3 separate regions of the Homo sapiens genome follow, and all the other regions are linked to region 2. The links are chromatin contacts, found by Hi-C or POLR2A ChIA-PET in ENCODE. All regions are on one chromosome and are shown on one strand. Each heading gives the region's core, a stretch centred on a gene start or an enhancer-like site at or near the end of the contact. The rest is flanking DNA. Distances are from core to core; before and after follow the strand shown.

Region 1 (3,391 bases), core at 147-2,646, 140 kb after region 2:
AAGCTCAGCGAGAAGGGCCTGAGGATGGGTTTTCAGAAATGTGGGAAACCTTGCTTGAAATGGGTTTGGCCGGGAAACAGCATGGTGGAAGGAGTGTGGCTTTGGAATTCAACCGACCTGTGCCATGTCCAGCTCTGTGCCCTTGAACAAGTTCCTTCACCTCCCAGTCAGTTTTCTCACCCCTAGAACCGTGCGCGGAGGAGCGTGGCCCGTGTGCCCATTATGCTGTTGACGAACGCCACACGCTCACCTTTGTCCTCGCACGTTCTGTCTCCGCTGCCTCACCTGAGAAGTGGGGATAATGAGCCCTTCCTTCCGTGGCAGTGGGGATTAAAATGGGTTAGCATGTGAGAAATTTAATGCAGATCCAGACACGTAGTAAACTTTTAAGTATGAGTTGCTTGTGGCGATCATGGCCACGTTGCTCTTTCTGCCGCCGTTGTGATTCAGCTGACTGAGCTGTGTATATTGGATTCTCTTCCCCTTTGAAAGGAAGCATCGTTGGTTATGCAATTTCTAGATCATTTCTAAAGCTACCGTTTCTTGGAAGTCATACTCAGCTTTGTGCTGCAGGAAACAAGTGTCTCTTCTTTTATTCCTTGGTTCCTTATCCTCGTTGTGATGGCTGTGACATTGTTATTGTGAGCCTCTCTGAACTACCTTTGGGAAGATAATGGAATATAATGAAAAATGACTTAAAACAAGTGATGACATGGGCAGAGTCTAGGGTTCTTTTGTCCTAGAGTCTTAAAAATGTTAGAGAAGAGTTTCCATGTAGAGTTCCTTTGAGGGGAAAGGGTTTCTGTGCCAGAATCTTTAGAGCTCACTAAACATTTTACAGGTGAGTAAATGGAGTTACAGTGAATGTTCATCAATTCAGCCCAGGGCCTGGCCCACAGCAGGTACCCAGAGGACTGTGGGCATCGTGAGTCTTTGCTGAGGGCAGGGCTGGGGCTAGAGCTGGTCCTCTGGGGTTCCCAGCCCTGGCTTCTGAGCCATCCTGTTTCCCCACTTTGTCCCCTCACTCTCTTGCCTTCTGGTTTCCTTGTCCTCAGTGAATCAGTCTCTGGGTTATGGAAGGACGTGTGAACAGTGTAGTCTAGGAGAACATGCTCGGAGGGAAGGGTGGAGACGGGCAGGGATGACCTTGGCTGCTTGATGAGGTGGGAGCAGGGGAGTGACAGGAGGGCTGGCCAAGCCTGACCACAGCCTCCCAGAAGCGCAGGCCCGGCTTGCATTTGTCCTTCACCCACACTGTAATGAGCACTTCTGTCCCAGACTCCAGCCTGAGCTTTAGAGAGAGTCCCTCCCCTTATGGCGCTCATAGTCTGATGGGGCAGACAGATAAGGCATTTCACGGGCTATGGGGGCGGGCACAAGTGCTGTTACTGTGGGTGGGGAGGGGGTGGCACCGCAGCCGAGAGTGCTGGTTCAGGAGTTCATGCTGGCTGGGTTTCTCGTGAGTCCTCCTATTTAATCGCTGTGGGCCTTGGGCAAGTTACCTCTCTGAGCCTTAAGTAGGGGATAAAACTACTGTATAAGGTTAGAGATCAAATAGAGCATTTAACTTCTTGGCACTCCGGAAGTAGTAGCTTTCTGTGGTTCTAACAGAAACATTATCATTTCTAAAAAATACTTTTTCTAAAGCTTTCTCTAGTTCTCACTCCCATATTGTGCTTGCTTCAGTCAAGCTCTTGCTGAAGTCAAGAGCAGGGTCTCTCCCACTGGCCGATGTTTTGGGGTAGATGCGTCTTTGTTGTGGGCGGCTGTCCTGTGCATTGGAGGATGCCTTACAGCTTCCCTGGCTCCGACCCACGGGATGCCAGCAGCACTCCCCAAGTTGTGAGAGCCAAAAATGTCTCCAGACATTGCCAGATACCCCAGGGAGGGGCTGACAGAATCACCCAGCCTTTGAGAATAAGTGTTGGGATTTGCTTCTTTGAAGGAAATTTACTAATGTAATTTGAGGACGATTTTCATTTGTGTAGAAGAGTGGGACCATGTTAAGGGATCATATGAGCCCAGTGTAGATTAACAGTATTTATTTAGAAACCCAGACAGCAAGTGTAAGAGAAAGTCAGTAACATGCTTGTGGTGGGTTTATTTTCCACAGAAGATAGGGTTGGGCTTTGTGAAGCCAGGGGTTTAATCTCCTAATCCACATTGGTCTGGAAGTTGAGAATTAGATTTGACCAAGTACATCGTCTCTTGTGTAGCCCCTTTACGGATCTCTCAGATAATCTGAGTGCCCTTTGCTAAGGAGAAGTGTTTGAACTGCATTGAAGGATCAGGAGCTTGCCCAGTGAAGGTGTGGGGCAGAGGGAACAGCTTGTGGCAGGCTGGGAGGTGGGGGCACCTGGCTGTGTTTAAAGAACTGGAATGATGGATTTTTCCGGACCACTTCCCGACCTGGCTGGGAGCTCCTTGGGGGCAGAGCCTGTGTCTGGTTCACCCTGGCACCAAGTGTAATTCACAGGCAGAGAAGAATATTGGTGGTTGAGAGCAGGGGCTGCTCTGACCCAAGTTTGAACCTCAGTTCTGCCATTTTTGTACTGTGTGATCTTGAGGAGGTCACTTAGCCCCTGCGATCGCCAGTGTGTACTTGAGTGACATGGGGTAATGGCACCTCTTGTAAACAGTTAATATGAGGGGGCCGGGTGCGGTGGCTCATGCCTGTAATCCCAGCACTTTGGGAGGCTGAGGTGGGCAGATCACCTGAAGTCAGGAGTTTGAGACCAACCTGGCCAACATGGTGAAACCTCATTTCTACTAAAAATACAAAAATTAGCTGGGTTTCTGTATCCTGCACTGAAAGCTGACTAATTCAAGTAAGTACCGTGAGTTTTCATTTACATGTGAGGAAACTGAGGCAAGGGGTGGTTAAGTGGTTTGTCCAAGGATACAGGGAAATAGGAACAAGTTCATGCTTCTGAGGGTTGTTGGGATTAAATGGGGAGGAAATGTACATACATGGGACGCACTGGGCACATCGCAGCATGTTAATGTCTAGTCTATGTTTTTATGTTGCCTGACTGTAATTTACTCCTGCTTTGGCCATCTTAGAATTAGCTCTAGTGACCTGAGATGGAACATTGTAACTATGCCTTTTCTGTGCAAACAGTTTGTTAATATTGCTGGTGACTTTGCCCTGGCATTATGGATATACAGATGGCACCTGCTATGGACCTGCATTGCTGCTGGTGTGTATGAGCTTGTATGTTGCTGTGATCCTGAGAGGGAGTGCTGGGTGGTGGTCTCTTGATGTCACTGTTTGCTGGTGTGTGGTCCTCGGTAAGGCAGGTGCTCAGTCTCTCTGGGGCTTAGTGTCCTTGTTTGCAGAATGAGCTGAGGGGTACGTACTTTACATTAGAGTTGCGGCGATGAAAGGACC
Region 2 (3,690 bases), core at 592-3,091:
GTGTGTGTGTGTGTGTGTGTCACTATACAGGTGCCAACCGTGTTTCCTTTCTTCAGAACTGAGATATACTGTTATTACTTTTCAAAAAATTTTGCTGTTAATACTCTTTTGTAAAATATGATGTAGATGACAGATATGTCACCAATGTAGCAAAAATCAAAAGCTGACCATCCTTTGCAAATCCCCCATACTTTGGTCTGTGAAATCCTGGAGCCTGGAGGCACCTGTGAACTAGGCTCTGAAGCTCTGCTACTCTCCCCTCCTCTACTCCCAAGTGGCCCTGGATTTCCCATACCCTTTCCATTCTCGACACTGTTTTTAGAGTTTGAGTTCCAGGAGCACAGGGACTGTGCGTTCCCGGCACTGAGCCAGGTCCACAACAAGCACTCAGAAGAAACTGACTGAATGAACGTGTGATTTATGACGATATACATTCACCTGAGCGAATGCTCAGAGAATACAATTAGAAGCAAACTGGTTAAGGGAGACAGTAGTGTAAAGGAAACGAAACCCCATATTTCAGAGCCAGGAGCCTGGGTTCACATTCTGTCTCCTGCAAGAGGTGGTTTAGCAAGGTCAGAAGGCCCTGTCCACTCGGTAGCAGCCAGGCTTGGGTGAAATCACTTTCTTTCAGCCTCAGCTTCCTCACCAGTTAAATGCGGATGACAAAGATTTGTCCCACGATTTTTGTAAAGAACAAAAAGATATGTTCGCAGAAAAAACACTCTGTAGATAGTACGTAAGCGACAGTTCCTCGGTTTGTCCTTCCATGGATGCATGGAGCATCTAGCCAACTCAGCAGATGACCCCTCTCCAGTGTTTCAGCATCTGCTTCTCCCACAAGCCCGTGAGCTGGTGCAGGAAATTCTCCAACAGGTTCTGAACAGAAAAGCATAGTGCCTGGCACCTAGTGGGTGCTGCATAAATGAACAAATGACCCCAGGTAAGTCACTCCTCCCATTGGACCTCTTTCTTCTAAGTAATCTCCCTTCCTTTTCCAGGTCCATGATACTTATTTGCTTTTTTAGAACAGGCCTAGGAGTCACATTTAGGGAAGGTAGGTGGCTGTGAAGACACTTTGATTAAAAGGTTAATGCACATTTTTGGTTTCCACTTTCGAAGCTTCCAGAATTTATTTTTGCCTAGTTAATAAAAAAAGAGCCATGTCACATTTCTTTAGCTTGTCTTCTGGGTTCCTTAACAACAACAACAAAAAATTAAAGTCTTTATTTTAAGCCGCCTACTCCAGCCATCCCAGGACGCGGCGAGGAGGGGGCGCGGACAGGTGGCGCGCGAGCCCGGGAAGGCGGGGGCTGCACCGGGCCGCGGGCGGGGCCGTGCACGCCGAGCCCCACTTCCCCAGCGCGGGCCGGGGGCGGGGCGCGGCGGCAGAGTTCGGGGGCTTCTGCCGAGGGCAGTCCCACGTGCCCCTCCGCGGGAGACGTCTCCTCTCCGACGCCCAGCACGCTGGGGGGCTCCCGCTTCCTGCCTGCCCTCTCTACTGCTTGCCCTCTCACCTCCCAGCGGCTTCCGCCGCCCCGGCCAAGCTGCACGGCGCGTCCCGGGCCCTAGACCCCCACCCGCCAGGCACCAGCCCCGGCCTGTCCCCTCGCGCCGTCAGCCCGCGGCCCACCGCCCGCGCGCGCCCGCAGCCCAGCCGGAGGGAGGGGCAGGGGCGGGGACCGGCCGGCGCTGATGTAATCCCGGCACCCGGGCGGAAGGATATGGAGCGCGCCCCTGGTTGGCGGGGCGCTGAGGCCAGTTGCCGGGTAACGGAGCGGAGCGGCTCCCGGCGCGCCGCCTCCCGCCCTCCGCGGAGTGGCGCTGGGGCCGCCGCCGCCGCTTTACGTAAGGCGCAGGCCAGGGCCGCCCGGCGCTCGGCAGCCGCCCGCAGCCCCTCGGAGCCAGAGGAGAGGCGCCCCCGCCGGCCGCCGCGCCGCCCGGCAGCCTCGGCAGGTACTGCGGGCAGGCGGCGGGGAGGGAGGGCGCGGAGCAGCCCCTCGGCCGGGTGGGCGCGGGCCGGGGAGGCCGGACGCTCGCCGCCGTGGGGCTCCGGGGCCAGCCCGAGGGAGGCCGGGCCGCAGCCGAAGGCTTCGGGGTCAGCCCAAGGGAGACAGGGCCGCCGCCGTGGGCTCTGGGGCCAGCCTAAGGGAGGCCGAGCCGCCGCCGAGGGCTCCGGGGCCAGCCTGAGGGAGACCGGGCCGCCGCCGGGGGCTCCGGGGCCAGCCTGAGGGAGGCCGGGCCGCCGCTGATGGCTCCGGGGCCAGCCTAAGGGAGACCGGGCCGCTGTTGATGGCTCCGGGGCCAGCCGAGGGAGGCCTGACCGGCCCCGATCCTGGTGGTGCCCGGGCGTGCGGGTGAGCTGTGGGCCCTGGGACCCCCGCCCCGACCCCAGGACGCCGGGACACCAGCTTGCGGCTCTTGCGCCCGGGTGGGCTGTGGACGATGAGTCCGCACAATGGGTTGCCGTTGGCTGCCTCCTGCCTGGGGCAGGTGTCGCCGCGCCGGGGCGGCTCTTCTAGGGGAGACGAGGCGGGGGTGCTTAGACTTGATAGGACGTAGAGCCCCGAAAGTGGGCGCGGGAGGAAGGCTTCGGCCGGTGGGAGGCGCCCGGCGTCCCCGGCAGCGGGGTCAGGCCGGCAGCCTGGGCCGCTCGCTCGCGTTCCCTCCGTTCCCCTCCCCTCCAGCATTGTCCTTTTGGGGCCCCGGGAAGGGAAAACCGCCGGGCGGGGGAGGAGGGCCGCAGGCGGGCGGGGCCGGGAGGCCGGCTGAGCGACTGGCGCGCCGGCCTATGGCGCGGGGCGCGGCGCGGGGGGCGGGCCTGGCGGGCGGGGCCGGTGCGGCGCAAGGTTTGGCGAAGGTTACAGCTGGAGCTAGGAGTGACAGGCCCACAGTCATCCGTGCGCTGCGCGGCAAACCCTGTCGCGAGGGCGCCCCGAGTTGCTGCGGGGCCTGATCCGGCTCCTTTCCAACAATACGCGTCTGCAGCCGGCATTTCTAGAGCTCTCTGCTTCTTCCCGCTGGAGAAACCAGTGTGTGTCGTGTTGGAATGCTTCGTCTTGCCCTAGAATTCAGCTTGCGTCTTGTGGTGCGCAGGTGACAGGACCTGCCGAACTCTTGGTACAGACCCCTAAATCATGGCAGAACTGTCTTGATTTCTTTTTTGCCACCTTTCCGTTTTTGTCCTCTATAGGCAAGCTATAAAGATTTAACCCAGTTAAAAACAGGAGGGAGATTCAGCGGAGAGGAGGCATGCGAGATTCTTTGGAAAAAATTATATAAATGTAGTTCTTGCTAATAATTACCTGGGTTGGATACTTTGACTTACTGTTCAAGTTCCTAAGAAGGGATTTTACATTTCTGGGTCTTGTTTTAAAAACTGTTAGAAAGCTCGTGAGGGGGTAGGGACAAGCAGTTTTGGTAATAGGCGATGCTGTGGATAAAACTGTGCGGTAAAATGCCCAAGCTAGATTCTTCCTATGCAAAATAAGACCCGTTCCAGAACACTTTGACCATTTCGTGGACTTAGAATTTAAAGGCGGGTGAGGGCGGGGGGGGAGGAGGAGCGGATTCTATCACTCTGCATCCTCAAGGTCAAATATTCTTCCATCAGTTATTTTGGATTGAACCATTCTTAAATAGGTCTCAGGATCTCTATGTCGCTTCCTTATGACAGAACCTATTTCCGAG
Region 3 (3,699 bases), core at 677-3,176, 180 kb after region 2:
GGCAGGACTCATGAGCTAGAGTCCTGGGCTCTCAGGGAACCCCGCTGCGACGGTGCGGGTGGCACTGACCATGTGTGGGTTGGAGGCAGGGCACCTACAGATATCGATTGTTTACTTGCCGTGCCCTTGATGGTGGGGTTGCGGCAGCTGCAGGTGAGTCTCACCAGGGTTAATGAGTGCTCTGTGTCTGCACAGCAGCTGAGACAGCTTGGAGGCCAACAGCTGCTTGTCCTTAATGCTGCTAGTAGAGTGAGTGCTTTTTCTCCATAGGACAAAGGAGTTTCTTCTTCCCACTGAAGGGCCCTTTGTTGGGGATGCAAAACAAAAGGAGTCCAGCATTCTCTGGGGCAGGGTTGGTAAATGGCCCTCACCCCCTACTGGCCACCCCCCAGCTCTCAGCCTGCTCCAGGGAGGTTGTGGTGGTCTGCCACTCCTTGCCTGCTCTCTCCCAGCCCCCCACTGCCCATTACCCCTTCTTTTCAGAGGGACTCCTTCCTGCTGAGAGGTTACCTCTGTTGAGTTCTCAGTCTCGGGCCTTGATTCGTCTGGGTTGCACTCCCGTTACCTGACCCCTGTGCCTTGCATGTCAGTCCTGCCTCCTCATCGCCCTATACTTGCCTCCCCTGCACACACACACACACGGTGGCTGCTCCATTTGCCAGCAGACGTGTGTAGAACCTACTGCATGCTGGGTAGATCCTGGGGATGCAGAGGTGACTCTACCCTGCCCTCTGGGAGACCCCACCGAAGGTGAAGGCATGTGGAGAGGAGAGGGTATGGATCCATCACATAGGTACAGAATGGAGGGAATGCCCTGTGCCCTGGAAACAGAAGCAGGGGAGCCCAGGCCCGGCAGCTGGTCCGGGAGGGCTCTGCAGAATGCCCCGAGGGCAAGTGCGAGGACTTCCCATGTCGGGGGTGGGACAGGTGCATTTGAAATAGTGAAAAGAGGAAGCTTGGAGCCAGCAGCCCCTCTGTTCTGTCTCCTGTGAGTGTCAGAGATGGTGGCTATGGCCATTGTGTGCTCAGCATCTGAAGGTCAAAGGGTGGGCTGACTCACCGGGCCACACAGCCCATGAAGCAGCAGCTGAGGGACTGCTGGACTCCGGAGCAGCAGCACCAGTGTGGTCTCCCTGTCGGGCAGACAGCACAGATGTTGAAGGGACAGAGCAGATGGGCTCTGCAGTGCCCAGGCTCGCTCCTGCCCAGCTGTGTTCTCTCACTGCACGTGACCTGAGAGTGATGTTTGGTCATGTGACAAGTAGGTGCAGCTCCTTGGCTCCCCCTTGGCCTCCCGGGCCCGGCCACAGCTACGCCAGGACTCCCGATGGCTTGCCCCACCAGAAAGGAGGATGTCCTTTCAGCCCAGACCCCAGGCTACAGCACCTTTTCACTTGTAGTGACTTGTTTTGGGGTCGCACTTCAGCCTCTAACCCACAAAAAAATATATCAACATGCTTTTTATGAGCTTTTCAAAAGTCATGGCCTATCATATGAGCCTAAGCTCTTATGTTAAAAATAATCATGCAACTTTGATTTTGTTTGAGACTGAGTCTCACTGTGTCACCCAGGCTTGGAGTGCAGTGGTGTGATCTCGGCTCACTGCAACCTCCGTCTCCCAGGTTCAAGCGATTCTTTGTGCCTCAGCCTCCTGAGTAGCTGGGATTACAGGCGTGCGCCACCACGCCTGGCTAATTTTTGTATTTTTAGTAGAGACAGGTTTCGCCATGTTGCCCATGTGGTCTCGAACTCCTGGGCTCAGGCAATCCACCCACCTCGGCCTCCCAAAGTACTGGGATTACAGGTGTGAGCCACCGTGCCCAGCCACAACTTTGATTTTTGACATTAATTTTTATCTGCACTACCTTTGTACAGACTAATAATAGTGTTAGCCGAGACCTGAAAAACCAAGGTTTCTGTTCCTCTTAGTCGTCCTCCTGCCAGCCCGTTTCAGTGAATAACACTCCAGCTTGTGCTCAACCTTCCAGACCACGAATCTGGGAGCCACTCACCCAGACTTCTCCTTTCTGCACATCCCCACACTCCGCGGCTTCTGTGCAATTCTCCCGTCCATTCCTTACACCCTCTGCAGCTCCTGTCCCTCCAGAGTAGAGAGGCCTGTCCCGGATCCTGGTGCCTTCCCCTTCCTGACTGCAGTTTCCCAGAGACAGACAACGCCTCTTCAGCAAAATGTATACCCTTAGTGAACCCAAGTTCTGGATGCCAGGTTCTTAGTGTCTTCTACTGCCTGAAGTTTTAACCTGGTTTAATTGCCTAAGTCCTTCACTGATGGCGAAATCTTAGATGTTAAACGGATTGAATCTCAGACAATTCAAAGTTCATTTTCTTTTTCTTTCTTTTTTTGAAACAAGGTCTTGCTCTGTCGCCCAGGCTGGAGTGCAGTGGCACGATCATAGTGAAAGTCCATTTCTTATAAATAGAAATTACCTTGGGCTATGAAACTATTTCCGAAATGATTATAACCACAACAGAAAAGGAAGGAAACAGTGAAACTATTTGTTTTATTTTTTTGAAAGTTTCTGTAACTTTATTTTGATAAAATTTCAAATTTACTAAAAAACTGCAGAAAACCCCCGGAACTCCAATATATTCTTTACCAGATTTACCAACTGTGTGCATTTGGCTCCATTTGTTCTACTTCTCTTTACGTGTGATAGTATATATGCATATTTTTTCCTGTGCCATTAGAAGAGTAAGTTTGAGATACCATGTCTGTTTACCCTTAAATATATCAGCATATTTCCTAAGAACAAGGGCATTCCCTTATGTAACCACAGAACAGTTGTCAAAATGAGGTCACTTAGCATTAATCCAATGTTGTTGTCAAATCCACAGTCTGTAACCATACTTCATCAATTGTCCCAATAATCTTTTTTTTTTTTGGCGATAGAGTCTCACTCTGTCGCCCCCAGGCTGGAGTGCAATGGTGTGATCTTGGCTCACTACAACCTCCGCCTCCTGGGTTCAAGCGATTCTCCTGCCTCAGCCTCCCGAGTAGCTGGGATTACAGGCATGAGCCACTGCACCTGGCCCTCTTTCATGTCCTTTTAATCTGAAACAGTTCCTCAGCCTTTCTTTGTTTTCATGACATTGACATTTTGAGAGCTTATAGGTCCATTATTGTATAAATTGTCTCAGTCTGGGTGTGTCTGCTTCTCTTCATGATTGGATTCAGGTCATGCATTCTTGGGCATCAGCGCCATTGACTTGGTGTGTTGTTCCCCATGCATCAGATCAGATGTCCTGTGCCATCTGTCCTGGCTTTTTAAAAAATAGAGACAAGTGTCTTGCTCTGTCACTCAGACTGGTGGTGTAATCATAGCTCACTGTAACCTTGAACTCCTGGGTTCCAATGATATCGCCTTAGCCTCCCCAGTAGCTAGGGCTGCTGATACATGCCACCGTACCTGGCTAATTTAAAAAGATTATGTGTAGAGACAGAGTCTCACTACCTTGCTCAGGTGAGTCTCAAACTCTTGGCCTCCTAAAGTGCTGAGATTATAGGTGTGAGCCACCACTCCTCGCTGGTGATGTTAGCTTTGATCACTTGGCTGAGGTGTGTCCCTCAGGTTTCTCCGGCATAAGATTAACTATTTTGCTTCATGTAATTAATAAGGAATTTGTAGGAGACACTTTCAAACTGTGTAAAAATCCATTCCTCATTGAGCTTTCCCCACT

The links. Hi-C counts contacts between places; a loop is a spot of excess contacts on that map. ChIA-PET counts read pairs that join two places held with the same protein, here RNA polymerase II (POLR2A). Pooled maps may share reads with other maps.
Region 1: a pooled map shows a loop between it and region 2 (2.2-fold over the local background). The contact joins the enhancer-like site here to the promoter of KIAA0232 in region 2. A Hi-C loop is called at or near these places in 2 of 50 pooled maps. POLR2A ChIA-PET finds 5 or more read pairs at or near these places in 6 of 52 experiments (CD4-positive, alpha-beta T cell, IMR-90, PC-3 and 3 more).
Region 3: a map with no recorded cell type shows a loop between it and region 2 (9-fold over the local background). The contact joins the enhancer-like site here to the promoter of KIAA0232 in region 2. A Hi-C loop is called at or near these places in 1 of 168 maps with a recorded cell type or tissue (CD8-positive, alpha-beta T cell), 8 of 37 single-sample maps with no recorded cell type and 11 of 50 pooled maps. POLR2A ChIA-PET finds 5 or more read pairs at or near these places in 1 of 52 experiments (T-cell).

The regions. Positions count from the first base shown.
Region 1 is chr4:6,925,900-6,929,290 of GRCh38, forward strand. All of the region lies in intron 2 of TBC1D14 (TBC1 domain family member 14), which reads left to right. Among named protein-coding and RNA genes, the nearest start is that of TBC1D14, 18 kb to the left of the region's middle. Within about 2 kb of position 1,397, at least 12 of the 41 ENCODE cell types and tissues checked have a DNase peak (open chromatin) inside an H3K27ac peak, as active enhancers do.
Region 2 is chr4:6,780,886-6,784,575 of GRCh38, forward strand. KIAA0232 reads left to right here and starts at 1,842. Exons shown (of 10, transcript NM_014743.3): 1 at 1,842-1,956. RefSeq lists silencers at 1,222-2,101, 2,162-2,931.
Region 3 is chr4:6,962,270-6,965,968 of GRCh38, forward strand. The region is part of intron 2 of TBC1D14 (TBC1 domain family member 14); the gene reads left to right. Among named protein-coding and RNA genes, the nearest start is that of TBC1D14, 54 kb to the left of the region's middle. RefSeq lists an enhancer at 1,946-2,185. Within about 2 kb of position 1,927, at least 9 of the 41 ENCODE cell types and tissues checked have a DNase peak (open chromatin) inside an H3K27ac peak, as active enhancers do.